4 separate regions of the Mus musculus genome follow, and all the other regions are linked to region 1. A link is a loop called in an ENCODE intact Hi-C map of the cell type or tissue named here. Cell type or tissue: heart. All regions are shown on one strand.

What was found. Peaks named below come from ENCODE experiments on the same cell type or tissue, not always from the same donor. Only the 100,000 strongest peaks of a DNase experiment are listed, where the experiment ranks them.
Region 2: it touches region 1 in a loop (2.4-fold over the local background); 2 of 42 quality-filtered maps call a loop at or near these places.
Region 3: it touches region 1 in a loop (2.6-fold over the local background); 11 of 42 quality-filtered maps call a loop at or near these places.
Region 4: it touches region 1 in a loop (2.0-fold over the local background); 2 of 42 quality-filtered maps call a loop at or near these places.

What each region holds. Positions count from the first base shown.
Region 1 is chr5:104,981,984-104,989,983 of GRCm38, forward strand. It overlaps Abcg3 (ATP binding cassette subfamily G member 3), which reads right to left and starts at 734. Exons shown (of 16, transcript NM_030239.2): 1 at 566-734. It also overlaps the pseudogene Gm5870. In heart, a CTCF peak has its summit at 4,929 (motif pointing right); a DNase peak (open chromatin) is centred at 6,238; H3K4me3 peaks cover 608 bases; H3K27ac peaks cover 450 bases.
Region 2 is chr5:105,106,065-105,114,064 of GRCm38, forward strand. It overlaps Gbp9 (guanylate-binding protein 9), which reads right to left and starts at 4,228. Exons shown (of 11, transcript NM_172777.4): 1 at 4,141-4,228. In heart, no CTCF peak of the experiment used is centred here; a DNase peak (open chromatin) is centred at 4,317; H3K27ac peaks cover 692 bases.
Region 3 is chr5:105,135,010-105,143,009 of GRCm38, forward strand. It overlaps Gbp4 (guanylate binding protein 4), which reads right to left and starts at 4,577. Exons shown (of 12, transcript NM_001359079.1): 1 at 4,471-4,577; 2 at 3,710-3,808; 3 at 1,801-2,036; 4 at 58-181. The coding sequence starts at 3,724. In heart, no CTCF peak of the experiment used is centred here; a DNase peak (open chromatin) is centred at 4,632; H3K27ac peaks cover 514 bases.
Region 4 is chr5:105,050,685-105,058,684 of GRCm38, forward strand. It overlaps Gbp8 (guanylate-binding protein 8), which reads right to left and starts at 2,877. Exons shown (of 10, transcript NM_029509.4): 1 at 2,817-2,877; 2 at 180-387. The coding sequence starts at 363. In heart, no CTCF peak of the experiment used is centred here; no DNase peak of the experiment used is centred here.

The sequences.
Region 1 (8,000 bases):
GCATGTGTTTGTGTCTTAGTGCACATTGATGCAAGAGAACACACTAAGTTGGCGAGGCACATGTTAACACCCTAAGGAGTGACCACACTTCTAGTATTAGGGAAGAAAATAAAACAGATTATAGATACACAATCCACTAAAAGGTTTGCAGTCTAATAATTCTGGTCTTTAACTTTTCTGTCTGTTGAAACCTTTTCTGAACTATCTGAGGAAGAGTCGCAAGAAGTTGGTAAATATCTGTATATCGAATTAGAGATTGCCTGACAAATTTCATATCATGGGATAAAGAAAAAATTATAAACTGCCCAGCTCCCTTAAAGTAACGGTGTTAACAAATATCTCATGCACTTCTGGTATCTCTGCTACCAGTAAAACTTTTACCTGCCCAACACCAACTGTGTTTGCCTTCATACATTTGGCAATCAAAAGTTGTACACTGCTAACCCACCCAAACAGAGACCCTCTATGAACCAAGTTGCTTTGCATTTCACAGTTGCAAATGAAGCTGCAGTGGGTTTCCCAGCCCTCTCTTGCACTCTTCTGCATCCTGCTCACCCACACTCACCACTGTGAGATAATGCAGGGGCTCAGGTTGCTACTTGCACAGGAAGATTTGCAGCTCGGGTCTTTGGAAGGTGCAAGAGGCTCTGGCTTCTGCTCTGCAGAGCTCTTGGAGCCTCTGTGGTCGTGGTCAGGAGCAGGGAACCCGAAGAGAGCAGAGGAAGTAGCAGGCAGTGGGGCGGAAGGGAGGGTGGGGCGCGACATGGGGAAGATGCAATCAGGGGAGCCCTGGGGCTGGGGCCCCCTTTGGGACAGGTGCGGGGCCAAGCCATGGGGAAAGGGGCAGGGGCGAGTCCTGGTGCAGGGGCGGGAAGGGGGGAGTCTCTGTGGGGCGTGGTTGGAGTGGCGTCTTGGGGTGAGGGCTCACCTAGGGGTTCAGCCAGATCCGGAAACCTGGGCAAACTTTTTGCCCTAATTCAGGCTCACATTGGACTCTGAGAAGCCAGCATCCAGGAAAAGACAAAGCGAAAGTAACAGTTTCTGTGGTGTGTTTTGAATTTTTTTTGTTTTTTGTTTTTGAATTTTGTTTTGTTTTGTTTAACAAATGGGATAAAATAAACAGGAGATGAATATATGCTTATCACAGAACAGGACAAACAATGGGTCAGGACGACAAAGGATATGTTTTGTTAAGTGCCCATGCTTTTAATATAATTTGATTTATAGCTTCTTTTTATAACTGAAGAGACCAATTAAGAAATAATTCAGTGTTTACGATTGTAATCCCTATAATCGAGAGGCTGGGACAGGAGGTTGGGAGTTTGTGTGCCAGGCCTAAACATCGAACTCTATCTGAAAAAGAGCAAGAAGAGGGCACAGTGATTAAGTATGGACTGTTTACTTGGGTCAGACTGCTCTGTGTGTGTGTGTGCGTGTGCGTGTGCGTGTATAGCATTGGACGAACCTTAAGCCAATGTTGAAGTCATCCAAGTAAAATTTCAGTACTCAAGACGTTTTTAACATTCAAGCATGGATTAAGAAGGGACATTAAGTCGGCGCCCGACTCCCAGCCCCACCCTACCCCGCCCGGTTCTACAGTTTTAGCTTCTAGATGTGGCCACCTGTCCTGAAATGAAGGAGATGGTTGTACCTCAAACCTGACTAAAATCTCTCTTGTAAGTCTGTGTATGACTTCCACACCCGGTGCCTGCGGAGGCCAGAGAGATCTCTAGATCCCCGGGAACTAGAGTTACGAATGGCTGTGACCGCCCATGTCCCAGATCCTCAGGAAAGAACAGCAAGTGCTCTATACCATGGAGCCATCTCTCCAGCCATGGCTGAGAGCTTTGAGACTCAATTACAAGCCTACATTTTCTGGTTTGGTAGGAAGACAGTATCATTAAGTGAATCCTCTCGCTTTCTGGGAATAACTACTAAATGGAAGTTTGCCGGTTGTGACGGTGAGGTACTAAGGATCTGTGTGGTGTACGTGTGTGATGTAGGTGTGTACACATGCTGGAACATGTCTTTTCTGGTCTTGTCTATTTGGTGTTCTGTGTGCTTCTTGTGCCTTCTCTTAGTCTTAGGGAAGCTTTTGCCTATGATCCTGTTAGTCTGTTCTATTCCTCTGACTTGGGCTTCTTCTCCCTTACCTGGGCCTGTAATCGAAAGGCTCATTTTGTCTATGTTGTCCCACATTTCCTGGGTGTTCCTTTCCCGTGTTATTTTCTTCTCCATATTCCTTGATTATTTGCTCTAGATCTCTGCTTTAACTTTGAGTTCTGATTTTCTTTTTTCTTTCCTTTTTGTTTTTGTTTTTGCTTTTCGAGACAGGGTTTCTCTGTATAGCCCTGGCTGTCCTGGAACTCACTTTGTAGACCAGACTGGCCTCGAACTCAGAAATCCGCCTGCCTCTGCATCCTGAGTGCTGGGATTAAAGGCCTGTGCCACCATGCCCAGCTGAGTCGAGATTTTCCATGCGTCAAGGTTTCCTGTGGGTTCTAGCTGAGTTACTGGACTCTCCCTCTCCATCTCAGCTTGAGTCCTCCTCAGTGTTTCTGTCTCCTCATGGAGTTCCATCCTCAAGACCGGGCCTGTCTTCATCATTTCCTTCAGCCTGGTGTGTGTTCTCTCAGGCATCACTCGGGCACATAGACTCTTTCTCCTTGATTCACTGAGCTGTTTCTTTGCATCCTCTTTAAACCCCTTGAACTCTGATATAATTAAAGAAGTTCTTGTGGGGCTGGAGAGATGCCTCAGAGGTTAAGAACACTGGCTGTTCTTCCAGATGCCCCTGAGTTCAAGTCCCAGCAACCACGTGATGGCTCACACCATCTATAATGAGATCTGATTCCTTCTTCTGGCCTGCAGGTGTACATGCTGACAGGGCACTCACATTTATAAAATACATAAATAAATCCTTCTTAAATAAAAATTTTAAAGAAGTCCTATAAAAAATATTTCCCTGAAGTAGTAACTATCTCTAATGAGTGTGTTATAGTCTGTGGATTTTCCTTTAACAATATTTACAAAGTTAGGGGATATCAGAAAGAGTTTAACCAGAGTCTCTATGCTAAATTCCTGAAGTTTCCAAAGCTCTCACTGCAGGCATATGATCTCTGAGGTGAATCTTTATGAGGTCATTTGATGGTTTAAGTTTGAACCCTGGGAATAAAACCACAGCCCCCATCTCTCTTATCTCCTGTCACTAATTGTAAAACAAACAGCTCTCCCCACAGCGAGACATCCTACTACAGTGGGCCAGAGATCAGAGGTTGGGCTGCCATGTTTTTAGGACCAATTTGGAAATCTTGAGTCCTTAGAACTGATTTAGCTCGTAATAGAAGATATCCTTTCTGTTACAGCTTTCACTAGCGTCTTCCTGAAGAAACCTTTATCCCAAGCAGCACTTTCTTCACATCTCTCTCAGGAAAGCTTCCTCCCTCAGTGAACTGCTCTGAAAATTGTTTGCCACCTCTTGACAGCCCTGTCTTTACAGCATATCCTCATTCCCTTTGTTTAAAGGTTCATTCTCTCTTTTTATTTTTATGTATTTGGATGTTTGTCCACAGGAATGTAAGTGCACACTGTGTGTGTGCGCGCGCACCCACTGAACCCAGAAGAAGGTGTCAAATCCCCTAGAACTTAAGTTAGAGAAAGCTGTGAGCCACCATATTGGTACTGGGAATTAAATCCAGGTCCTCAGGAAGAGCAGCCAGTGGTCTTAATCACTGATCCATCTTCCAGACCAATCCAGGTATGTTTATATACAAACATTTGTCAAACTATAATTCTTATTAACTCACAGTAAGCTGAAATAGATGGATGTCAGAAACATACCTGACCTATGGTACATCTTCCTCATTTTTCCCCTTTTTTATTAAATTACTATTAAATACTCTATTTAATATACTATTAAATATTTATTATTAAATTATTATTAAATATTCTCATATGCGGGGAAGGGTTGTACACACCTTGAACCCCAGCAGTATAGAGGCAGATTCTTTCTTTATGGCCTTAAAGGTAAGTGATTTTCTATAAATTTCATGATTGTATATACCATCTCCCACGGTAAAAATTTTTAGGAATAAGAACCATTTTACTGGCTTTCATACTTGGTGAAAAATGTGTCCTTAGGACAGAAGCAAACCCATCACACAGAGAGTCCCTGGCTTGTGATGGTTGACTCAGCCATTTCTCAATTTCAAGATGATGTTATGGCCATGTATACTTTTTAGAAACTGTACTTTCACTTTTTAAAAGTGTGTTTTTGTTGTTGTTGTTGCTTGCTTGCTTGTTTGTATGTTTGAGCAGGATCTTCATGGACTAAAACCAGTGAGTTGCTCTGTAGTCCAGGTTGTTCTCAAACTCATGGTCCTTACGCCTTAATCCTTACTCTGTAGCTCCTACAAGCTTGTACCACCACACCAGGCTGCACTCTGAACTGTGAATTTTGATATTTGCTGTGTTGAGCGGCTGCAATAAGTTGTGGCTCCCAGTCAGTCACGTGATCAGAAAGACAATTGAGTGACACATTTCATTGTGCTGCAAGTTATTGCCTTCAGTTGTCTAGTGCTTAGGTATGTTAAATGCATTTGTAAACTGTCAATACTTTCAACTTACAGCGGATTTATAAGGGTCGGTGTAATATCCTTATAGGTAGACCTGTATAAAAAAAAATAATAATACATACAGGGGATAGAAGTGCATGATGTGAAGACAGGACTGGCAACTTCAACAAAGTGACAGGACTCAACATTAATTCACAAAGATTAGTAGCCTTCCCATACACAATGGCAAATGATCTGGGAAAGAAATCAGGGAAACTGTGCCATACTTCCCAAGACAGTCTCAAATAGCTGGCAAGCTTGTTTAAAGGAGGAACCTTCTCAGAGAAATGACTAAAGCAGAGCAGGAGAAGTCACCACTAGGAGGCAGTATGCTCCTCACTTACAGTAACTACTTTCACTTCTGCCCAATTTCCCAGAATTACAGTTTTTAAAATATTTCTCCCCAGGAATAACTTCTCAAACAGAAAATATCTGTTGTGTTTTTTTCTTTACCGTTGGAAACCTAGTAATCTAGAGGTGTAGCTCCCAAGTGATCTTGATTGAACATTTAGAATTAATTATGTTTTTATTAGTTGTCAAATAATTAGAGAAAGATGACACCTGAGATTTGTAAGAGGAATTATTGTCACTTGGGGAGGAGCAGGGATCTGTCTGCCGCAGCTTTAGACTTCTGCATGGAGGGGTAATCCTTGGGTTTTGCACAGCTCATCAAGGCACACATCCTCCAGTTCCTGTTGTAGCTGAGTAGAGTGGTCATATCCTTGCTGCTCAGCTCAATGCCAAAGACCTTAAAGTTCTCAGCAATATGCTCTGGAGTCACAGAATTGGGGATCACTACCAAGTTCTTCTGAATGGGGAACAGGATCACTATCTGGGCTGCAGTTTTATTGCACTTGGCTGCAATTGCCTTGATCCTGGATCCTCCAGGAGAGAAGGGTCTTCAGGCTTGGCCCAGGGCCTATCAGGAGAACCAAGGGGGACTGTATGTAGTCACCATGATGCCTTTGCAATGGCCGTACTCAATCGACTTCTCCTGAGTTAGGTATGAGTGGCACTTGATCTGGTTAACTGCAGGCTTATATTTTAAGCCAGGTTTGTTCAAGATCCTCTCAATCTGAAGAGGGTTGAAGTTGGAGATACCAATTGTTAGAGGCAGCCTTGCTCCTGCAGTTCCCCTCAATCCTGTCTCAGCAGTGCCACTCAACTGACAAGAACTGGACACATCCCTGCTTTGCTCCAGACCAGAGACTCCCCTAACCTTAGTGGAATCCAAGAACCTGCTGACATGAACTTCTTCCCAGTCCTGGTGTGGACTCTGTGTGCATTCTACCTGAGCCTGCAAATGGGTGGCCGTGCTGACCCAACAGATGAATAGGGGGAGAGTTCACTGAAGTAGAATTAAGGTACCAGTTTACCTCCATGCTGCTGACCTGCTCCTTTGTCCCTTTATCACTCTGAGTTCTGCACCAAATGTCTAGGAGAATAAATTAAGGACCCTGAAGCTAGGTGCCTGGACATGGCCCAGTCTCCAAGGGGCACTCCCTTGTTTAATCCTTCCTGTGAAAACACAATGGTTCACTCTGCAGCTCCCCCCGCCCTGCTTTGTGTTTCAACCTTTAGTTTGAGGCCAAGAAGAGCAAAAAGTCAGAGGCTGAGAGAGAAGCCAGATTGAATCACTCAGCTTGGAGAGGAGTTTGAGCCAGAACAGCTGAGTTGAGCAGCCAGTCAGAGCTCAGAAAGAACAGGAAAGGGTGAGCTTATTCAGCAGTAAGTCTTAGAGGCTGAAAACACTCTAGGCCTGGATTAGAATGTACCAAGTCCAGAAGTTCCAGGAGTAGGCCGAGGTTAGCAGGCAGAGGCAGCAAGCCTTGGAGACAACAACTATATCAGCAGAATAAAAGCTACTTTTACAAAGGACCTCAGGGCCATCCTCCTTCAAGCTTCTGCTCACCAGGAAAGACTGAAACTGCAGCAGCATTTCTACCCAAACAGCAGGATAGAATGTGGAGTGTTTGTGTGGATAAAGCAAGCACATTTAAAAGACAAATCTTGTGTGGTCCTCTTAATTGCCTGGCATTTTACAGCCCATGGACAATGCTCTCTGCACCTAAACTCTCTCTAGCTCTCTCCTCTCTCACTCTCTCTCATTTTCTCACTCCTGTGCTCTCAGTTTGGTATGCTCTCTTGCCCTCTGACTCTTGCTTGTTCTCTGGCTCTCTCTTTCAAGCTCTTGTGCTCTCTCTCTTCCCCTCCCCTTCCCCTCTTTCATTCTAGAACCCTCTCAAGCTTTCCCATTTTTAATTTTTTTTATTTTTTAAAGCAATTCCAAAGTTTATTAGCCATAGAAAAAACTGATTTCTCAAAGTCAATTCTTATTCTCTGTAGAATAATATACGTGAACAGAAAATCACTACACTTTTGGTCCAAGATATGTTGGGTTTTTTCCTTCTTCTTCTTCAGATGACAGATGGATGTAGCCCAATCTAAGATCACGTGTACTTGCCCCAAATGTTCAGCATAAATACAGAAGCGATGAACAGAAGACTCATCACCAGCACTGGGACAAGGCCCACTTTGAGCCCTGAGGAATCTTCCGTGTAGAATCGCCACATCCCCCCAGTCCCTGCAGAGGTGGTGCGGCCTGCGCTCCGGGTCCCACAGCTGGCATTTTTTCTCTGCCAGACAGTGGATCCTGCAGCCCTTGTGGCCACCGCTTTGCTGGGAGAGTGGCCAGAGGAACCCACGTTGGTGCCACTGGGCTTTGGACCCGGCATGCTGATGCCTAAGAACGGTGGGCACAGGAGGCAGGAAGAGGGTAGTCGGGAAGCTTTCCCGTTCTTGCTCTTTGTTCAGCTACCTTATTCTCTCTCTCTCTCTCTCTCTCTCTCTCTCTCTCTCTCTCTCTCACTCTCTCTGTCTCTCTCTATGTCCCCCTCTCTCTCTGCCCCAACCCCACCATGTTTATTTAGTCCTTAGATTTTCATTTGCTGTACCGTTCTCCCTATTGTGGACGACAAAACCTCAAATCCAGTTTTGCAAACAGATCCTCTCCCCAGGTGGAAAGGAATCCTGGCTGCCTTCCAACATGGCACAGATCTTTGTCAGGTCCTCTGTGTTAGTTTGCTGCTCAACCCTGCAAAGTTCTTTGGGATTTTGTCTTTATTTCTTTATCTCTATTTCATTGTTGTTCTTATTCTTTTCTGGTGGCATGGGTGGTGGGTAGAACCTTGTACCTGCTAGGTGAATTATGTCCCCAGCCTGAGATTCTCTTTTTCTTTTCTTTTTTTCTTACTTTTTTTGGTTTTCTCTTGAAGGTAGACACATTCAGGATGTCTAAAACTGTTTGTAGGTCAATAACAGGGGCATAAGGTACATGTGTTTAAAAGTTCTAGAATCACATCCCACCTGCTCTTTGGAGGCAGAGAA
Region 2 (8,000 bases), 120 kb after region 1:
GTAACACATGGGCTACTCTCATGTATAAAGTTTTAATTCAATGAAATAAAAGCCAAACAATAGCCACCTTCATCAAGGTAACTACATGCTCTATGATAAGCTCAGTAATGTTCACCTTTCATATGTGACCTAAAAAGCCTGAAAATACTTACTTGTTACAGATTATTCCAACCATGCTGCTAATGAGAAAAGCAAGTTTCCAAAACATAACAACCCAGCAAAATGGCAGACTGGTGGGCTCTAGGCTGTTGGTATCTCCATGAATAGATTTAAAATAGCTGAAAATATGTAGAAACTGTGAACAACTTCCATGAATTACACAAACACTGAGATGTGCAATTGAATAAAGGGTGGGAATTACATGAGTCCTTGTTTGACTTTTTACTGCCTACTTCCACCCTACCTGACACAGGTTCTTTCTGCAGAAAGCAACACAGAGATTAACTGCAACAGACTAACCTGGGGCGACCCTGATTTCAGTTTCACCTAACTTGTGTTTCAAGTAGGGATTATTTCTTGAACATAAAAACAAAATCTCAACATGAGCAAAGAAATAGAAACAATCAGACTTTGTAAGATTAAGGACTTTTGTGCACCAGAGCATTCTATAAAGACTGTAAAAAGGCAACCCAAGAATGGGTGAAGAGGACTTGTAAATCACATGTGTGATAAAGGGTTACTATCATAAACAAAGTAGCAATGCATTCCATCATAGACAACTCAGTTCTAAACTGAGAAAAGCCCTGGGTGAATATTTCTGCAGAGGTTTACAAATATCCATGAGCATACAGGATAGTGCTCAATATTGCAAATCACTTTGCACGAGAAAACTATAAAATTTTAAAATAAACTTATTTATAAAAGATGTAATGTACAAATTGGGAAGTACCAGAGTGAAAGGTGAAGTGTCTCTGTTCCCAGGACAGAATGGCAATCAGGCTTTATTAGGGAAACATGATGCAAAATGAAGAAACTTTTCATTACAGGATTTCTGATTTGCCAGGATGGTAGACCTGGTATAAGATTCTAGAGTCACAACCATCCAGTGGAAAAAAGACAGCATTTTCAACAAATGGTGCTGGCACAACTGGCGGTTATCATGTAGAAGAATGTGAATTGATCCATTCCTATCTCCTTGTACTAAGGTCAAATCTAAATGGATTAAGGAACTCCACATAAAACCAGAGACACTGAAACTTATAGAGGAGAAAGTAGGGAATAGCCTCGAAGATATGGGTACAGGGGGAAAATTTCTGAATAGAACAGCAATGGCTTGTGCTGTAAGATCAAGAATCGATAAATGGGACCTCATAAAGTTGCAAAGCTTCTGCAAGGCAAAAGACACCATCAATAAGACAAAAAGGCCACCAACAGATTGGGAAAGGATCTTTACCTATCCTAAATCAGATAGGGGACTAATATCCAATATATATAAAGAACTCAAGAAGGTGGACTCCAGAATATCCAATAACCCCATTAAAAATGGGGCTCAGAGCTGAACAAAGAATTCTCACCTGAGGAATACCGAATGGCAGAGAAGCACATGAAAAAATGTTCAAAATCCTTAATCATCAGAGAAATGCAAATCAAAACAACCCTGAGATTCCACCTCACACCAGTCAGAATGGCTAAGATCAAAAATTCAGGTGACAGCAGATGCTGGCGAGGATGTGGAGAAAGAGGAAAACTCCTCCATTGTTGGTGGGATTGCAAGCTTATACAACCACTCTGGAAGTCAGTCTGGCGGTTCCTCAGAAAATTGGACATAGTACTACCGGAGGATCCTGCAATACCTCTCCTGGGCATATATCCAGAAGATGTTCCAACCGGTAAGGAGGACACATGATCCACTATGTTTATAGCAGCCTTATTTATAATAGCCAGAAGCTGGAAAGAACCCAGATGCCCCTCAACATAGGAATGGATACAGAAAATGTGGTACATTTACACAATGGAGTACTACTCAGCTATTAAAAAGAATGAATTTATGAAATTCCTAGGCAAATGGATGGACCTGGGGGGCATCATCCTGAGTGAGGTAATCCAATCACAAAGGAACTCACACAATATGTACTCACTGATAAGTGGATATTAGCCCAGAAACTTAGGATACCCAAGATATAAGATACAATTTGCTAAACACATGAAACTCAAGAAGAACAAAGACCAAAGTGTAGACACTTTGCCCCTTCTTAGAATTGGGAACAAAACACCCATGGAAGGAGTTACAAAGACAAAGTTTGGAGCTGTGACGAAAGGATGGACCTTCTAGAGACTGCCATATCTGGGGATCCATCCCATAATCAGCTTCCAAACGCTGACACCATTGCATACACTAGCAAGATTTTGCTGAAAGGACCCTCATATAGCTGTCTCTTGTGAGACTATGTCGGGGCCTAGCAAACACAGAAGTGGATGCTCGCAGTAAGCTATTGGGTGGACCACAGGGCCCCCAATGGAGGAGCTAGAGAAAGTAGCCAAGAAGCTAAAGGGTTCTGCAATTCTATAGGTGGAACAACAATATGAACTAACCAGTACCCCCCTGGAGCTCCTGTCTCTAGTTGCATATGCATCAGAAAATGGCCTAGTCAGCCATCAGTGGAAAGAGAGGCCCATTAGTCGTGCAAACTTTATATGCCTCAGTACAGGGGAACGACAAGGCCAAGAAGTGGATGTGGGTGGGTGGGGGAGTGTGTGGGGGACTTTTGGGATAGCATTGGAAATGGAAATGTAAAAAATACCCAATTTAAGAAGAAAAAAAGATTCTAGAGTCACTTGATGATGTGTGATTTGGCTTCTTATAGCTCAGTGAGGCTGAGGCTTGCTTTGGGTTAACATATATATTTATTTGAAATTGTTTGCTTAGGTTTGCTGATGTTTGCAGGTTTAGCATAAATGAAGTTATTTTAAGAGCTACTTGGTTTTGTTGCTCAATAATTCTTCAGACCCAGTGTTCATTATAACGTGGCTTTGAAAAACAGTGAGGAAGTGCCAATCAAATCACAAAGCATCACTTCATACACACAAGGACAGCTACCACACAAGGCAAAAACAAATACATGTCACCTGGAATTTAAACAACTCAGGTGTCTGTACTCTGCAGCCTAGAACACAGAATATTACCTCACAGGAAACAGTCCTGACTTCTGAGATAATATATAGTTATGTTTGACCTAAAAGCTCTTCTTTGATTACAACATAAACAAACTAGAAAACAAGGACTTGGATGGACCTTTGAGCTGTATTGATCATAGCATCTGTATTTACAATACCCACAATGTGGACACAGCCCAGTCTCCCACCAACAGATCACCAACAGATGCATACATTAACACAGTCTGATAGCATGCACAATAGAATGTTATTCAGCAAAAAAAAAAAAAAAAAAAAAGGAATAAAATTCTACTGCACACTACTTTATAGACCTTCATATACTTAAGGCTATCCATGGACCCTGCAGACCAGACAACACAGTAACCTACCTCCCCTGCCCTGTCTTTAGTCCCACATGAGCATGAAGACATTATGCCAAGAAAAGAGAATGTGCAAAATCCTAAGACGTTAGATACAGGTGACATCACTTAATTCCAGAAACCAGGCTCTCTGCAGCTTAGTTCCATGTGAAATAAGACTAGCAGCCCAAACAAAATGCACATAGCACTACGTGATCTCTACATCTCATACAACATAAACATCAAGAGAGAACTGGACTATTTTCTTACACTTAATTCAAAGTCAGTGAGGTAGGAACTAAGTTATTTCGAGATAGAGGTTTGCCAAGCTCTTGTGCTGAATTTTCCTCACAGGGTTCCTCCACAGAAAGACTTCCCTCTGACTACAGCTGCCTGTGAACCAGGGCAGGAGCTGTAGCTGTGGTCCCAGCTGAGGCAGGACCAGGGCTCTTCCCACAGCTTCTCCAACAGAGCAGGGCAGCCAGCTGTGTCAGGCTACAACTTTGTATCTGTCCTTTGTCAGAGGAAAGAAACTGACCTCTTAGACCTAAAGCCAGCCACAGCCCCCTGCAGACCAGAGAGCTCATAATCTGCCTCCCTTCCCCCTCCCTCAGTTGCCCCTTTGACTTGGAAATCAAGCTGAGGTCCAGACTAAGTTGCTCCTTAAAGAAAGGAAAAGTAAATATACCTGGTCCCACAGCACAGGTCCAAGTGCAGTTCTCAGCTGCTGCTGCCTCCTCAGGCTCACTTCTGCTCTCCTCCCTCCTGCTCTCTTTGTTCCTCTTTTATGTGCGCTGACCACACACACACACACACACACACACACACACACACACACACACACACACACAGGATGCAGCAGAAACAAAACTGAAAGTAAAGTAAGCCAAGGCATTGTTAACTTGGCCAAGACTGGAAGGGGAGGTCAGAGGATGCTTAGTGTCAGAAAAGTCAGTGAGAAACTGTGTTGCAGCCAAGGGACAGCAGGCCTCCACTGTGGAAAGAGTTTACATTCTCTTTCTTTGGAACCCATCTCCAGTTTCCTCAGCCTTCTAGGCACAGATAAAGCACAGTAAACCCAGACCCCTATCAGTGGAAATGACACAATCTGGGAGGATTGCACGTGTGCTTCTCTCAGGGGAAATTCCAGGTGCTTTTTGAGTGAAGAGCTTTAATGTTTTAAACGTGTTTTCTAAAACAGGAACCATAACTGTTGCCATTTCTTTCTGGACTCTGTCCCACAGTTTCCTGACAACAGCGAGCTGGGCATGACTCACTATAAAAAGGGCTGCTTGTCCACTCTGCCCTCTCTCTCTCCCTCTCTCTCTCTCTCTCTCTCTTTCAATCTCTCTCCCTGAGATCTTCCTCTCTTCCTTTCTTACCCTCTTCTTTCTCAAGTCCTCTCCCTGCTTCCTGTCTCCCTCTCTCTGTTCCTCTTTCTCTGTCTCTACTACCCTTTCAAATCCCCTGTCCATGTCCAAAATAAACTCTATTCTATACTATACAATTGTGTGGCTGGTACCTCAGGAGGACAGGATGCCTCAGCATGCCCCCACCCCCCATACCACCTTCCACTTCACCATACCCCACCTCCACCACACATATCCCTGGCTTCTTTTTCTTTTTCAGAAAACACAACAGTTGTTCTGAAAACTGTTTTTAAAGAAGTAATTAAAGAATAGTAAGTAGGAGTTGTGTTCAGGGTAGCAGCTAAGAAAACTCACTTCAGAGGTGGAAGCTTAAAAATGAAGCTTTATTTTCTGAGCTCTTAGGAAGGCAGCCAGTTTGGGATCTGAACTTTGTCCCTGATGGGAGATTGAACACCATTTGTAAAGGATGAAACACAAAGCAGTGGGGAGAGCTGCAGAGTGTGATCCATTGTGTTTTCACAGGAAGGATTAAACAAGGGAGTACCCCTTGGAGACTGGGCCATATCCAGGCACCTAGCTTCAGGGTCCTTAATTTATTCTCCTAGACATTAGGTGCAGAACTCAGAGTGATAAAGGGACAAAGGAGCAGGTCAGCAGCATGGAGGTAAACTGGTACCTTAATTCTACTTCAGTGAACTCTCTCTCTATTCATCATGAATATTATCAAATACCTATTTCTGTATAGAAAGAAACAAAAGTACCAAATAATGTGCGACAATGAAATACTCAATGCACAGTACCACACCAGAATATGACTTAAAAAGGAGACTCACAAATCCTCTGACCTTGACTCCTGGTCCTAAGACTTATACTAGTGAAGATGTAAGAGCAGAAAACATTGAGTTACTGTAGAATGTTTGTACCATGATTGTTGTCAGGTAACTATGCCATAGAATATTTTTTTTAAATACTGGGTGGTCAAAGACAGAACATTTCCATCTGGAGAGTATAAATTTATACTCTGTGGACCTGTTGAAGCTTTCAGCTCTGGCGTTGCCTCCTGAGGATGAGCGAAAGGGAGTTACACTAAGCAGTGGTACAGTGTTTTAGGCCTCGTTTTCATCATTCCTACCCAAGTAAGTACTGCCTCTACCAGTGTGATGGTTTGTATGTGCCAGGCCCAGGGAGTGGTACTGTTAGGAGGTGTGGCCTTGTTGGAGTAGGTGTGGCTTTGTGGGTGTGGCTTTTGGAATGGATGTGCCTTGAAGACCCTCAATCTATCTGTCTGGAAGTCAGTATTCTGCTAACAGGCTTCAGATAAAGATGTAGAATTCTCAGCTCCTCCTTCACCACGCCTACCTGAATGCTGTAATGCTCCCACTTTGATAATGGACTGTAACTCTGAACCTGTAAGCCAGCCTCAAATATATGTTGTCCTTTATAAGACTTGTCTTGGCCATGGTGTCTGTTCACAGCACTAAAACCCTAAGACAGCCTGCAAGTATTGATGGTCAATGAGATACTGAAAGATCCCCAAGGGCAAATGTGATCCAAAAGCACCCACAGACGTGATGGTTTCAATATGAAAGGGTTTTCCAGAGTCTGCTATGGACTTTTGTTTTGTTTGGGCAGAACAAATATCAACATAGAAGTTGGCCTCTTGAGCAAATGCCTCTTGACAACACTTCCAGTTTCTGTCTAAGCTGGATTTGCATGCTCTCCCATTTCAGTTACATTCATATTTTCACACAGAAAGTCATCAGAATACACTAACTATAAATTGGGAAATCTGGAGTAACTATGCGAAATTGAATGCAAATTAATCCATTCAAGACCTTAGAAGCATATAAGTAAGACATAGCTCTATTGTAGCTCTATCTATGATACTGAAAGTGACTTTGTACACACTGAGCATTGTTTGACATGGGTAGAATTAGCTGCCATTGGAGTTTGGCTCCACCTTGGGAAGTATTCAGCTGATACTTTGGTACAATTATTATGAAGAAACTCAGTGGTTGAAATATAATTGAAGTCCTATGGTATTTCTAATGACTTGAGAACTCGTCCATTGTCGTTGCTAATAAATTACTGATTTATCCTGAAGACTAGAATACTGTATTCAAAACTTCAGTCCAAGGGGGAGGCCAACATAGCTGCTAAAGCCCAACAATTAAGAGAGAAAATTATAATCTGGTTAGGTTAACCTTTGATCACTGAAGCATGCTGTCAAAAAAGTCACATAGTTTGGGACTTAGCAAATTTCCCCTCAGATTTTTGCAAAGAATGACTAGGAGAATTTTCCATACTTATCAACAGGATGTCTTCCTCTGAAGGGATGTAAAGACACGTCTGTGTGCATGTGCACATGAACATGTGATCTAGTGAATCTATTTGGTATTATGGTATGCATATGTATCTAGGGAGACCACTAATGTTGAGATAATCTGTGGGGAGCCGCCCTCACATTCGCCGTTACAAGATGGCGCTGACATCCTGTGTTCTAAGTGGTAAACAAATAATCTGCGCATGTGCCAAGTGTAGTTCTCCACTCCATGTGCTCTGCCTTCCCCGTGACGACAACTTGGCCAATGGGCTGCAGCCAATCAGGGAGCGACACGTCCTAGGCAGAGGATAATTCTCCTAAAAAGGGACGGGTTTCGCCATTCTCTCTCTTGCTCCTGAAGATGTAAGCAATAAAGCTTTTGCCACAGAAGATTCCGGTTTGTTGCGTCTTTCCTGGCCGGTCGCGAACGCGCGTAAGAATAATCTAAGAGGGGGCTTCTATTTGGAGAACACTGATTCTTACTCTCCGCAGCATTGACTGCCTATAGATCGTCATCTAGGTGGAGGCCTTGTGAAACTCCTCTAATGTAGCAGCCTCTGAGTGTTTCCTCTCATCGTGCTATGTACACTGCCAGGAACCAAAGCAGTCGGTAGTCTGCAGAGAGCTTGCTAAAACCTTACTGAGAGCGGGGAGGCAGCCTGAGCTCCTCAAACCAATCACAGAGCATCATTTGTACAGTAGCAGCAGCCAAATCAAAACACATAAAAGCCCAGGCTGTGCAAAATCCTGCACTACAGAAGGAGGCAGCAGGCAGCAAACTGCAAGAACCACAGCAGCAAATTGAAGTGCTAGAAACCTTGGACAAGCATCTGCAGTGGGCTTAGGCTGGGACAG
Region 3 (8,000 bases), 150 kb after region 1:
CATAGATTATAGTTAGATAACAAGGGCACAGAAGGGCCAGCCTGAGCCTCATCCTACCTTTTCCACATCGCCCAGGCCCTCGGTGTCCAGGAGGACCAGTGCTCTGGCTTGGTGGGGTGGGGCATGCACCACATCCAGATGCCCTTGGTCTGAGACTGCACGGTGGAGCCCAGAGGGAAACCTGAAGGGAAGAGAGGAGAAAGAAAGTCAGGATGTGAGTGTCCTGTACAGGTGGCCTTGTGTGCTAAAACCTCGGTGCCAAGCTGCCAGCATTATTGGGAGGGATTCTGAAGGTTTTAGGACTTCAAGCCCAGTGAAGGATGCAGGTAACTAGAGAAGGGATTTTGAAGGTTATAACTCAGTTTCTGCCCGCCACTTCTGTTAAGCGAGACCCACGATCTTCTGTTAAGCGAGACCCACGATCAATGAACCAAGAACTATGGAGTAAAATCTAAGTCAGGATAAGTGCCTCCTCATTAAGGTTACTTCTTGAGTGTTGTGGTCACAGCCTTGAAAAAGTACAAAGAGGGAGCTATGCCTGTGAAGATTGGATGTAAGTAGCAGAATGGAGGGAGTGTTGTGAGTACCTCAGCACATGAAATGGTGCCCTGTCTCCCCTCAAGAAGCTCTTCCTTTATAATTCCTTCATTTCAAGTCATAAGGAACATATAATAGGAGAACAAAGCCACACAAGGTCTCCAGATGGAAACAAATAGGCACCCACAAGGCAGAAAACATAGAGTGCTCTGGCAAATGCACAGTGTTTGGTGCATCCATGGCTGTACACACATGCAATCCTTATACGTAGAAGACACACACGAGAGGGTTGCCAGTATTTTGAGAGTCACTAGGATCCAATGGCTAGAGCCAAGCCGAACAACAAGACGAAAGAAAGAAAGAAAGAAAGAAAGAAAGAAAGAAAGAAAGAAAGAAAGAAAGAAAGAAAGGAGGGAGGTAGGGAGGGGAAACAACAACAACAACAAAACAAAACAAAAAAAAAAAAACTGAAGCAAACAAAGAGACAACAACAACATAAAAAAGGCAAAGGTATTTTTGCAAATGGTGGGGAAAGGGCATGGGCTCCAAAAGAGAGATACGAAAAAAAAAAAAGAAAAAGAAAAATGAAATAGGATAGTTTTTGCATTGAGAATGATTAAAGACAGAAGTATGAGGCTATAAAAGGATACAAAGTCCCTTTTAGAGTTCTTTTTAAGACTTATTTATTTCTAAATAAATGATTCTTAAGATTTACTTATTTCATTTTATGATTATGAGAATTTTGCCTACATGTATAAAAGTAGGCACTGCACATGCCAAGTGCCCACTGAAGCCAAAAAAAAAAAAAAAAAAAAGAGCATCGGTTCCTCTGAGGTTCAAGTTATTAAAAATATGAGTCACCATGTGTGTGCAAGAACCCAAACCTTGTCTGCATGAGCAACAATTTTTCTTAGCCACTGGATCAACTCTGCATCTCTACCTATCAGAGATTTTTAAAGTCTTAAGTATTCAAAGACTTTCTATCCTGATGGATCTTATTTAGAAAGGAGAACCTGCTGTAGGAGCCAGGGGACTGAGTCCCAGGATCCCATGTTCAGGGCATCAGAAAAGGCCCCATCTTGAGCATTCCTAGGGGAGATTTTCTTTAACAGAATGGAAGGGAAGAGCACAGAAGAGCTTATTGTGTAGTTTAATTAAGGGATGAAAATTAGCATGAGAGGGTGGCTTTGCTTAAAGGAGTTCTGCTGTCCATTGTTATAATTGGGAATAAGAATTAAGGAAATGTGACAGAGCCAGTCAAACCTTTGGCTGGTAGGCAGCGTGCCACTCACGTGATTCTGTCCCGCCAAACAGTTCATCAAATAGGACTTCCCTGTATGGGACCATCCAACAATAGCCACTACTACCACTGGCTGAGAAATCTTGTCCAGAATCTCTATGGCTTCCTGGTTCACTGACAGCTGTTCATTGTGGTTTTCCACAAGACAAATGGGAGCCATTTGTGGTTGGGTCATAGCAACCTGCCAACATAGATGAATCTATAATAGGAGAAAGAGAGTAAAGTCATTCTCTGCCTCACTGACACCCAATGGCTCAGCAGCTAAGACCTCTTGGTAGGTAGCTTTGTAGGTTTGCTCTTGGCAGTGCCTAGCCTCATCTGGCTGTGTGTATTCTCACATCTGTAGTACAGAGCCCCTCCTTCTCTTCATTATTCTTCAAAGTTCTAAAGAAGCTTTGATAACACATGGGCTGCTCTCATCTATAAAGTTTTAGTTCAGTGTAATAAAATCCAAACCATACTGATCTCCATCAAGGTCAACCCAGCAAACAACCAGCAAAATGGCAGACTACTAGCCTCTCAGCCCTTGGTATAGCCATGAATAGATTTCTATATGGCTGAAAATATGTAGAAACTGTGAACAATACCACTTAATTACACTGAGATGTGCAGCTGAATAAAAGGTGGGAATTACATGTGTCCTTGTTAGACTTTTTACTGCCTACCTCCACCCTACCTGACACAGGTCCTGTCTGCAGGAAGCAACACAGAGCTTAATTGCAACAGGCCAACCTGGGGCTACCCTGATCTCAGTTTTACCTAACTTGTGTTTCAAGTACGGATTATTTCTTGAACATGAAAACAAAATCTCAACCCGAGCAAATAAATAGAAAAAAAAACAGACTTTCTAAAATTAAGGACTTTTCTGCACCAAAGGATTCTATAAACAGTGTAAAAAGGCAACCCAAAAGTGGGTGAAGACTACTTGTAAATCACATGTTTGATAAAGGGTTACTATCTTCAACAAAATAGCAATACAACTCATCACAGATAACTCATTTCTAAACAGAGAAAATCACTGGGTGCTTATTTCTGCAGAGAAGGCTTACAAACATCCATGAGCACACAAGATCATATTCATTATTGCTAATCACTTTGTACAAAAAAATTTAAATTAAAAAAATTATCTGAAAAAGATAGAATGTACAAACTGTGAAGTACCAGAGTGAATGCTGAAGTGTCTCTGTTCCCATTACAGAATGTATTAGGGAAACATTGGTTGCAAAATGAAGAAACTTTTCATTATATGATTTCTGTTTTGCCATGCTGAGGGACCAGGTGTAAGAGTCTATAGTCACATGATCATGTGTGATTTGGCTTCTTAGAGCTTACTGAGGCTAAGGCTTGCTTTGGGCTAACATATATATTATTTGAAATTACCTGCTTAGTTTTGCTGATCTTTGCAGTTTAAGCACAAACTAGGTTATTTTAAGAGCTACATGGTATTGTTCCTCAATAATTCTTCAGTCCCTGTGACAAACATTGAGGAAGTCCAAATCAAACCACAAGGCATCACTTCATACTCATCAGGACAGCTACCACACAATGGGAAAACAAATCCATGTAACCCAGAATTTAAACAACTCCGGTGTCTGTACTCTGCAGCTAAGAACACAGAATATTTCCTCATGAGAAACAATCCTGGTTTCTAAGACAATGGAAAGTTACATTTGATCTAACAGCTCTTCTTTGATTTCAGCACAAACTAGCAAAAAGGACTTGGATGGACCTTTGATCTTTAATGATCATGGTAGCTGTGTTCACAATACCCACAATGTGGATTAAGCCCAGTTTCCCACCACAATGTGATGGCACACCAAATTGTATATTATTCAGCCAGAGAAGAGAATAAAATTAACTACTGTACACTACCTTGTAGACCTTCATAGACTTAAAGCCAGCCACAGACCTCTGCAGGTCAGACAACACATAACTTGCCTCCCCTCCTCTGCACTCCAGTCCCAGATGAGCCTGAGGACATTATGCCAAGGACAGAGAATGTGTCAATCCCCAGAAGTCACAGATTCCACAACACTGTCTCTCTGCAGCTTAATCCCTTTAATGAGATAAGAAGAGCAGCCCAAACAAAATGCAGAGAGCCCATGTGATCTCTACATCACACACACACACACACACACACACAGACACACAGACACACACACACACACACACACACACACAAACCCTAAACACCAAGACAGAGCTTGACTACTTACTAAACTTAAAAAGATGATGAGGTACAAACTAAGTTTATTTCCAAAAAATATTTGCCAAGGTCAAGTGCTGAATTTTCCGCACAAGGTTCCTACATGTTCCTTTGACAACAGTTGCCTGTGAACCAGGGCAGGAGCTGTTGCTGTGGTCCCAGCTGAGGAAGGACCAGAGCTCTTCCCATAGTGTGTCTAACAGAGCAGGGCAGCCAGCTGTGTCAGGCTACAACTTTGTATCTGTCCTTTGTCAGAGGAAAGAAACTCACCTCCTAGACCTAAAGCCAGCCACAGCCCCCTGCAGACCAGAGAGCACAGAACCTGCCTCCCTTCCCCCTCCCTCAGTTGCCCCTTTGACTTGGAAATCAAGCTGAGGTCCAGACTAAGTTGCTCCTTAAAGAAAGGAAAAGTAAATATTAAATATACCTGGTCCCACAGCACAGGTCCAAGTGCAGTTCTCAGCTGCTGCTGCCTCCTCAGGCTCACTTCTGCTCTCCTCACTTCCTGCTCTCTTTGCTCCTCTTTTATGTGCGCTGACCACACACACACACACACACATACACACACACACACACACACACTCACACAGGATGCAGCAAAAACAAAACTGAAAGTAAAGTAAACCAAGGCATTGTTAACTTGGCCAAGACTGGAAGGGGAGGTCAGAGGATGCTTAGTGTCAGAAAAGTCAGTGAGATACTCTGTTGCAGCCAAGGGACAGCAGGCTTCCACTGTGGAAAGTATTTACATTCTCTTTCTTTGGAACCCATCTCCAGTTTCCTCCAGCCTTCTAGGCACAGATAAAGCACAGTAAACCCAGGCCCCCATCAGTGTAAATGACACAATCTGGGAGGATTGCACGTGTGCTTCTCTCAGGGGAAATTCCAGGTGCTTTTTGAGTGAAGAGCTTTAATGTTTTAAACCTGTGTTTTCTAAAACAGGAACCATCACTGTCCCCTCTCCCTCCCTCCCTCCCTCTCTCTCTCTCTCTCTCTCTCTCTCTCTCTCTCTCTATCTATCTATCTCTATCTCTCTTGCTCAGATAGTCCTCTCTTCCTTTCTTACCCTCTTTCCTTCTCCAGTCCTCTCCCTGCTTCCTCCTCCCTCTCTCTGTTCCCCTTTCTTTGTCTCTACTACCCTCTCAAATTCCACTCTCCATGTCTTAAATAAACTCTATTCTATACTATACAATTGTGTGGCTGGTACTTCAGGAGGAAAGGATGCCTCAGCAGGAGCCCTCAGAGACACCACCTTCCACCTCACCATACCCCGCCTCCACCACACATATCCCTGGCTTCTTTTTTCTTTTTCAGAAAACACAACAGTCCATCTAAAAACTGTTTTCAAAGAAGTAATTAAAGAATAGTAAGTAGGAGTTGTGTTCAGGGTAGAAGCTAAGAAAACTCACTTCTGAGATGGAAGCTTAAAAATGAAAGCTTTATTTTCTGAGCCCTTAGGAAGGCAGCCAGTTTGGGATCTGAACTTTGTCTCTGATGGGAGATTGAATACTATTTGTAAAGGATGAAACACAAAGCGAGGGTGTTGGGTGGGGCTGCAGAGTGATCTATTGTGTTTTCACAGGAAGGATTAAAGAAGGAAGTACCCATTGGAGACTGGGCCATATCCAGGCACCTAGCTTCAGGGTCCTTAATTTACTCTCCTAGACATTTGGTGCAGAACTCAGAGTGATAAAGGGACAAAGGAGCAGGACAGCAGCATGGAGGTAAACTGGTACCTTAATTCTACTTCAGTGAACTCTCCCCCTATTCATCTGTTAGCTCTGCATGGCCACCTATTTGCAGGCCCAGGTAGAACTCACACAAGAGTCCACACCAGGACTGGGAAGAAGTTCATGTCAGCAGGTTCTTGGATGCCACTAAGGCCAGGGGAGTCTCTGGTCTGGAGCTCTTGTCAGTTGAGTGGCACTTCTGAGACAGGATTGAGGGGAGCAGCAGGAGCAGGGCTGCCTCTAACACTTGCTTAAGCCTTTTGTTCACTTCAGCACTCAAGTGAATCTACAAAACATCAGGATAAATCTCTATGATCCTTTGCCTGTGTTTCTCTTCTATATTATATCGAGAAAGAGAAAAAGAGAGAGAGAGGTGTGTGTGTGTGTGAGTGAGCACAGGTGTGCAAATGCACGTATTTGCTGAGGTCTTGAAAAAGTGCCTCTTACTGCTTTGCTATTCTAGCTGACAAGTGAGCCTCAGGGCCTTGCTGTCTCTGACCCCACCCCAGCCTTGGGATGACAGGCACACACTGCCATGCCCAGCTTTTCACTGAAGATCCAAATTGACTTCCCCATGCTTGCATAACAAACAGTTCACTGAATAAGGCATCTCCTTAGGTCTCCAGATATCCTCTAGATCCATCCATTTGCCCAAGAATTTCATGAATTCATTGTTTTTAATTGTTGAGTAGTACTCCATTGTGTAATGTACCACATTTTCTGTATCCATTCCTCTGTTGAGGGAAATTTTTATGAGTCCACAAGGTGTCATAGATGCACAGGCAGCTTGCACTCTCTAGTGAGCTGCTTTGGAGAGGGCTTGTCAAGGGTGCCAACAGTTATGCTCATACTGAGCTGTGTTTGTTTCTGATAAATTCTGGAAATTCCCTTCTTCAGGCTCTCTCATTTTCAGAGAACCTTAGCCATAGGAGCCAACAGGGCTTTCTAAACTACAAAGCAAACAGAAACTACAAAATAAGTTGAGCCTACATAGTTAAGGAGATTTCTACAAGTTTGTCAGATGGAAGGCTTGTATATCCCTTCCAGACTTTCACAGAAGTAGCCCATAGTTGCAGAAAGAAAATCTTTGACTTTGCTTTTTAATTGTTTTAGACATAGTTTAATTTATCTCTTTTGAAATAGGGTGATATATTCTTTGGTTTGAAAGCAGATACTGATGTGTTTTATAAAGCCAAGGATATGTTTTATAGAGCGAGTTATGATGTGGTGGGAGGGAGTGCCTCAGCAGGCCCATGCTGTGTGATTATAAAAAGACCATGTTGTGATTATAAAAAGATGAAGATAAGAGAACTCTGTTCTCTGGGTTGTGGTGCAGTGTGAGGGAAGGGGATTTCTCAGGGTGCCCATGCTGAGACATCCCTTCCCCCAGAGGGACCAGCCACAGGATAGTATAGTAGAGTTGATTCTGGTCATGAGAAGGTGGTTAAAAGGGTAGTAGAGGCAGAGAAATGAAGAGAAGGGAAGAGTAGAGAAGTAGAGGCTGGTTATGACCACGTGGAGAGAAGGGAAAGGGAGAAGAGTCCAAGAGGGCAAGAGAGAAGCAAGCAGAAAACAGGAGTAAGAGTAAGAGAGAGAGAGGAGGGGCAAGCAGCCCCTCTTATAGTGGGCCAGGGCTATGGGCTGTTTCCAGGTAACTGTGGAAAAGACTATACCAAAAGGAAGGAGAGTGGGTCATGCTTTCTGGTTGTGGACCAAGAAAGCAGGGAAGACCAACAGTGGAAGTCTATAAGCTCCAAATCGGGGAGGTATGTTTCTTCAGAGAGAGAGAATGAGCATGCCTAGTGCCTCACATTAGGACAGCAGGCTGGCGATTTGGACTGGTGACCAAGAAAAGAAAAATCAAGGGAAACAGAGTTCCACGTTCCAACTAAGGGTCAGTTAGCAACCTAGATCCTCACTGAGGCACTAAACACTTTTTCCTCTCCTCCTTTTTCTCCTCCTCCCTCTCATCCTTCTCCACCCCAGCCCTCCTCCAGGACCTCTTCCCTTCTCCTCCTCACCCTCCTCCCCTCCTCCTCCTCTTTCTCCTTCTTCTTCTTCTTCTTGGTTTTTTTTCTCTCTCTCCCCCTTGTATATGCCTTTGTCTCTCTGTATGTCTTTTTCTCTTTCTGTCTCTCTGCCTCTCTTTTTGTGTCTCTATCTCTCTGTGTTTTTTCCTTGTGTCTCTCTGTCTCCCTCTGTGTCTCTGTGTGCTATCTCTCCCTTC
Region 4 (8,000 bases), 69 kb after region 1:
GGAAGGGAAGAGCACAGGAGAGATTATTGGGGAGCAGCAATGAAGGGATTCAATTTAGCATGCGAGGGTGGCTTTGCTAAAAAGGAGTTCTGCTGTCCATTGTTATAATTGGGAATAAGAATTAAGAAAATGTGACAGACACAGTCAAACATTTGGCTGGTACACAGCATGCCACTCACCGTGATTCTGTCCTGCCAGACGGTTCATCAAATAGGACTTCCCTGTACGGTACAATCCAACAATAGCCACGACTACCACTGGCTGAGAAATCTTCTCCAGAATCTCTATGGCTTCATGGTTCACGGACAGATGTTCATTGTGGTTTTCCACAAGACAAATGGGAGCCATTTGTGGTTGGGTCATAGCAACCTGCCAACGTAGATGAATCTATAATAGGAGAAAGAGAGTAAAGTCATTCTCTGCCTCACTGACACCCAATGGCTCAGCAGCTAAGACCAGTTGGTGACCTTTGTAGGTTTCCTGTTGGCATTGTGTAGCTTCATCTGGCAGCATGTATCCTTGAATCTGCAGTCCAGATGGCCTCCTTCTCTTCATTATTCTTCAAAGTTCTAAAGAAGCATTTGTAACAAATGGGCTGCTCTCATCTATAAAGCTTTAATTCAGTATAATAAAATCTAAACCATAGTGATATTCATCAAGGTCAACCCAGCAAACAACCAGCAAAGTGGCAGACTAGTAGTCTCACAGGCCTTGGTATATCCATGAATAGATTTCTATATGGCTGAAAATATGTAGAAACTGTGAGCAATACCAATTAATTACACTGAGATGTACAGCTGAATAAAAGGTGGGAATTACATGTGTCCTTGTTAGACTTTTTAGTGCCTACCTGCACCCTACCTGACACAGGTCCTGTCTGCAGGAAGCAACACAGAGCTTAATTGCAACAGGCTAACCTGGGGCTAACCTGATCTCAGTTTTACCTAACTTGTGTTTCAAGTAAAGATTATTTCTTGAACATGAAAATAAAACCTCAACATGAGCAAATAAATAGAGAAAACAGACTTTGTAAGATTAAGAACCGTTGTGCACCAGAGCATTCTATAAAGAAAGTAAAAGGGCAACTCAAGAATGGGTGAAGACGACCTGTAAATCACATGTGTAATAAAGTTCCTTTACAACTCATCATAGACAAGTCAGTTCTAAACTGAGAAAATTGCTGAGGAGATGGATATATCTGCAGAAAAGGCCTGCAAACATCCAAGAGCACACAAGATAATATTCAATATTGCTAATCATCTGGCACAAGAGAACTATAGAAGTTAAGAAAAAATTATTTGAAAAAGATGCAGTGTACAAACAGGGAAGTACCATAGTGAATGGTTTAGTGTCTTTAGTTCCTAGGATAGAATGTCAATCAGGCTATATTAGGGAAACATTGGATGCAAAATAAACTTTTCTTTACATGATTTCTGCTTTGCCAGGCTGGAGAACCTGGTGTCAGAGTCTAGAGTCACATGATCGTGTGTGATTTGGCTTCTTATAACTCACTGAGGCTGAGGTTTGCTTTGGGCTAACATATATATCATTTGAAATTAATTGCTTAGTTTTGCTGATGTTTGCATCAGCACGGACTAGGTTATTTTAAGAGCTACATGATATTGTTCCTCAATAATTCTTCAGACCCTGTGACAAACATTGAGGAAGTCCCAATCAAACCACAAGGCATCACTTCATACTCATCAGGATAGCTACCACACAATGCAAAAATGAATACATGTCACCTGGAATTTAAACAACTCAGGTGTCTGTACTCTGCAGCTAAAAACACAGAATATTCCCTCAGGGAAAACAGTCATGGCTTCTGAGAAAATGAATAGTTTCATATGATCTAACAACTCTTATTTGATTACAACACAAACAAACTAGCAAACAAGGACTTGGATGGACCTTTGATCTGTGTTGTTCATCGCAGTTGTGTTTACAATACCCACAATGTGGAAACAGCCCAGTCTCCCATCAACAGATCACCAATAGATGCATACATTAACACAGTCTGATAGCACACACAATAGAATATTCTTCAGCCAGAGAAGGGAATACAATTAATTACTTTACCCAACTTCATAGACCTTCATAGACTTAAAGCCAGCCACAGACCCCTGCAGGCCAGACAACACATAACCTGCCTCCCCTGCCCTCAGTCCCAGATAAGCAAGAGGACATTATGCCAAGGGCAGAGAATGTGTACAATCCCCAGAAGTCACTTGATTCCACAAGACAGTCTCTCTGCAGCTTAGACCCATTAATGAGATAAGAAGAGCAGCCCAAACAAAATGCATAGAGCCCATGGGATCTCTATATCTCCCCCACCCCCTCCAAAAAAAGAAAACAAAACAAAACAAAAACTAAATATCAAGAGACAACTTTGCTATCTACTTACTAAACTTAATAAAAAGTACGTCAGGAAGAAACTAAGTTTATGTCCAAATAGATGTTTGCCAAGCCCTTTTGCTGAATTTTCTTCACAAGGTTCCTCCACAGAAAGACATTCATCTGGCTGTGAACCAGGGCAGGAGCTGTAGCTGTGGTCCCAGCTGAGGCAGGACCAGGGCTCTTCCCACAGCTTCACCAACAGAGCAGGGCAGCCAGGAGTGTCAGGCTGCCACTTTGTATCTGTCCTTTGTCAGAGGAAAGAAACTCACCTCCTAGACCTAAAGCCAGCCACAGCCCCCTGCAGACCAGAGAGCACAGAACCCGCCTCCCTTCCCCCTCCCTCAGTTGCCACTTTGACTTGGAAATCAAGCTGGGGTCCAGACTAAGTTGCTCCTTAAAGAAAGGAAAAGTAAATATACCTGGTCCCACAGCACAGGTCCAAGTGCAGTTCTCAGCTGCTGCTGCCTCCTCAGGCTCACTTCTGCTCTCCTCACTTCCTGCTCTCTTTGCTCCTCCTTTATGTGAGCTGACCACACACACACACACACACACACACACACACACACACACACACACACACACACACTCACACAGGCAGCAGCAAAAACAAAATTGAAAGTAAAGTAAACCAAGGCATTGTTAACTTGCCCAAGACTGGAAGGGGAGGTCAGAGGATGCTTAGTGTCAGAAAAAGCCAGTGAGAAACTGTGTTGCAGCCAAGGGACAGCAGGCCTCCACTGTGGAAAGAGTTTACATTCTCTTTCTTTGGAACCCATCTCCAGTTTCCTCCAGCCTTCTAGGCACAGATAAAGCACAGTAAACCCAGGGCCCCATCAGTGGAAATGACACAATCTGGGAGGATTGCAAGTGTGCTTCTCTCAGGGGAAATTCCAGGTGCTTCTTGAGCGAAGAGCTTTAATGTTTTAAACCTGTGTTTTCTAAAACAGGAACCATCACTGTTGCCATTTCTTCTGGACTCTGCCCCACAGTTACCTGGCAACAGCCAGGTGGACATGACTCACTATAAAAAGGGCTGCTTGTCCACTCTGCCCCCCCCCCCTCAATCTCTCTCCCTGAAATCTTCCTCTCTTCCTTTCTTACCCTCTTTCTTCTCCATTCCTCTCCCTGCTTCCTCCCTTCCTTTTTCTCTGTCTCTACTACCCTCTCAAATCCCCTCTTCATGTCTAAAATAAACTCTATTCTATACTATACAATTGTGTGGCTGGTACTTCAGGAGGACAGGATTCCTCAGCATGTGCCCTCTGAGACACCACCTACCACCTCAACATACCACGCCTCCACCACACATATCCCTGGCTTCTTTTTCTTTTTCAGAAAACACAACAGTTGATCTAAAAACTGATTTTAAAGAAGTAATTAAAGAATAGTAAGTAGGAGTTGTGTTCAGGGTAGAAGCTAAGAAAACTCACTTCTGAGATGGAAGCTTAAAAATGAAAGCTTTATTTTCTGAGCCCTTAGGAAGGCAGCCAGTTTGGGATCTGAACTTTGTCTCTGATGGGAGATTGAACACCATTTGTAAAGGATGAAACACAAAGCGGGGGGGGGGGGGGCAGGGAGCTGCAGAGCGATCCATTGTGATTTCACAGGAAGGATTAAACAAGGGAGTACCCCTCAGAGACTGGGCCATATCCAGGCACCTAGCTTCAGGGTCCTTAATTTACTCTCCTAGACATTTGGTGCAGAACTCAGAGTGATAAAGGGACAAAGGAGCAGGTCAGCAGCATGGAGGTAAACTGGTACCTTAATTCTACTTCAGTGAACTCTCCCCCTATTCATCTGTTGGGTCCACATGGCCACCCATTTGCAGGCCCAGGTAGAACACACACAGAGTCCACACCAGGACTGGGAAGAAGTTCATGTCAGCAGGTTCTTGGATTCCACTAAGGCCAGGGGAGTCTCTGGTCTGGAACAGAGCAGGGATGTGTCCAGTTCTTGTCAGTTGAGTGGCACTGCTGAGACAGGATTGAGGGGAGCAGCAGGAGCAGGGCTCTCTCTAACACTTGCTAAAGCCTTTTGTTCACTTCAGCACTCAACTGAATCTACAAAACATCAGGATAAACCTGTGTGTTCCTTTCCCTGTGTTTCTCTTCTGTATTATATTGAGAAAGAGAGAGACATGTGTTTGTGTGTGTGTGTGCACATATGTGTGTGTGGGTATTTGTGTTTGCACATGTGTGTGTGAGCCTGCGTAAGTGCACCTCTGCATATTTGCTGATGTCTGCAGTTGACATTGGGTGTCTTCCTCTATTGCTCTCTGATTTTTTGGTTTTTTTGAAATATCTTTTACAGAATCAGGACCTCACTGCTTTGCTATACTAGCTGACTAGTGAGCCTCAGGGCTTTGCTGTCTCTGACCTCACCCCAGCCTTGGGATTAAGAGCGCACATTGCCATGCCCAGCTTTTCACTGCAGATCCAAATTAACACCCTCATGCATGCATAACAAACAGTTCATGAATAAGGCATCTCCTTAGGCCCTGAATTTGAATTTTTTTTTTGGTTGAGAACTAGAATATTTTTATTTGTAAAATATTCTTAATGTATTGGGAAACAATTTATTCTATTCTGCCTTAAGGTTCTTTTTTTTTTCCTATGCTATTTTTTATTAGATATTTTCTTCATTTACATTTCAAATGCTATTCCCAAAGTCCCCTATACCTTCCCTCCATCCTGCCCTGCTCCTCAATCCACCCACTCCCGCTTCCTGGCCCTGGTATTCCCCTGTACTGTGGCATATGGTCTTCGCAATATCCCAAGAGCCTTTCCTCCCATTGATGGCTGACTAGGCCATCCTCTGCTACATATGCAACTAGAGACATAGTTCTGGGAGGTACTTTTTAGTTCATATTGTTGTTCCTTCTATAGGTTTGCAGACCCCTTTAGTTCCTTGGAGACTTTCTCTACCTCCTTCATCAGGGGCTCTGTGTTCCATCCAATAGATGACTGTGAGCATCCACTTCTGTATTTGCCAGGCATTGGCATAGCCTCACAAGAGAGATCTATAACAGGGTTCTGTCACCAAAACCTTTCTGGCATACACAATAGTGTCTGGGTTTCATGGTTGTATATGGGATGGATCCCTGGTTGGGGCAGTCTCTGGATGGTCCTCCCTTCCTTCTCTGCTCTGAACTTTGTCTCTGTAACTCCTTCCGTGGGTATTGTGTTCCCCATTCTAAGGAGGAACAAAGTATCCACACTTTGGTCTTCCTTCTTCTTGAGTTTCATGAGTTTTGCAAATTGTATCTTGGGTATTCTAAGTTTCTAGGCTAATATCCACTTATCAGTGAGTGCATATCCTGTGTGTTCTTTTGTGATAGGGTTACCTCACTCAGGATAATATCCTCCAGATCCATCCATTTGCCTAAGAATTTCATGAATTCATTGTTTTTAACAGCTGAGTAATACTCCACTGTGTAAATGTACCACATTTTCTGTATCCATTCCTCTGTTGAGGGAAATTTTTATGAGTCCATAAGGTGTCATAGATGTACAGGCAGCTTGCGCTGTCTAGTGAGCTGCTTTGGAGAGGGCTTGGCAAGGGTGCCAACAGTTATTCTCATACTGAGCTGTGTTTGTTTCTGATAAATTCTGGAAACTCCCTTCTCCTCCCAGCTCTCTCATACTCAGAGAACCTTAACCATGGGATCCAACAAGGCTTTCAGAACTACAAAGCAAACAGAAACCTCAAAAGAAGTTGAGTCTACACAGTTAAGGAGATTTCTATAAGGTTGTCAGATGGAAGGCTTGGATGTCCCTTCCAGACTTTCACAGAAATAGCTCATTGTTGCAGAAAGAGAATCTTTCACTTTTATTTTTTAATTGTTTCAGGCATAGTTTATTTTATCCCTTTTGTAATAAGGTGATATATTCTTTGGTTTGAAAGCAGATACTGATGTGTTTTATAAAGCCAAGGACATGTTTTATAGAGCAAGGTATGATATGGTGGGAAGGGGTACCTCAGCAGGCCCATGCTGAGGCATCCCTCCATGTTGTGATTATAAAAAGATGAAGATAAAAAAAACTCTGTTCTCTGGGGTATGGTGAGGTGTGGGGGAAGGGGATTTCTCAGGGAGCCCATGCTGAGACATCCCTTCCCCCAGAGGGACCAGCCACAGGACAGTATAGTAGAGTTGTTTCTGGTCATGGGAAGGTGGTTAAGAGGGTAGTAGAGACAGAGAAAAGCAGAGAGAAGGGGATAGTAGAGAAATAGAGGCTGGTCATGTCCATAGGGGGTGGGGGGAGAAGAGTCTAAGAGGGCAAGAAAGAAATAAGCAGGAAACAGGAGAAAGAGAGTAAGAGAGACAGAAGAGGGGGAAAACAGCTGGAAACTGGTAACTGTGGGGAAGACTATACCAAGAGGAAGGAGAGTGGGTCATGCTTTCTGGTTGTGGACCAAGACAGCAGGGAAGACCAACAGTGGAAGTCTATAAGCTCCAAATCGGGGAGGTATGTTTCTTCAGAGAGAGAGAAGGAGCATGCCTAGCACCTCACATCAGGACAGCAGGCTGGCGATTTGGACTGGTACCCAAGAAAAGAAAAATCAAGGGAAACAAGAGTTCCACGTTCCAACTAAGGGTCAGTTAGCAACTACACTAATAGAGCCCTGTGTATCTGTGGTTCAGCATAACATGTGTTTCAAATTACAACTTTTTGAGGGGTATTTTCCTGTCCAGGTGACTTGACAGGCTCCTTTGGATGAACTCTTAAGGACAGAAACAATATAGCATGTTTTTGTAACACTACACTCTTTGGAAACATTTACAATGTCATATCTGCTCCAAGGGTTAATTATATGACCCAAGGTCTAATTGTTTTAAGCAAAACTCATGTGACAGAGTAGATGACAATAATTTTAAAATAAATTAAAAAATATAATAATAATATAATATAATATATAATATAAAATAGCCATGCTTCACCAGGAAGAAATAACCTTCCCTACTCTGCCTCATCAAAAGTTTGTATCTACACAGTGTCTACCTCAACAAGTGCCTCCTCCACATCTGCTTCCTCATACCTGCCAACTCCACACCTGAAACTTCCACATCTGCCACTTCCACAAGTGTCCTCCACACCTGCTTCCTCCATCCCTGCCACTTCCACATCTGCCTCCCTTTCCTGAGATAATTTCATCATATGTAAGGTTAATCATGCTGCTTCTTCCCTCCCTGCCCTGGGGTTTGAAGTTCTTATGGCGGAAACTGTGATACTTTCCTCAGTTCTCATGGTATTTCAAATTCTAAACAGACATGTGGGAACAGGAGGCAATCACACCCTTTCTTAATATTAGAGATAGGAGGTCCAAAGCTGGTTATAGGAGAGTCCAATCTCAATGCCCTCAAACCTGCTTATGTCTGAGTAAAGTAACTTCTAACTGTACACTCAGTAAGTAAAAACTTTACACAGGTTTCTATTCATTGTATGCCAGGTGGTGTGGATACATGTGCGGTGCAGTTCAGAGCAGAACACAAGGCCTGTAGAAGTTACCTCTCTCTTCCCATCGTAAGTCCCCAAATGGCTCACATTATCAGGCTTGGCAAAACACAGAGTAATTTTTACCACAGAGGGAGAGCTTTTTGGCAG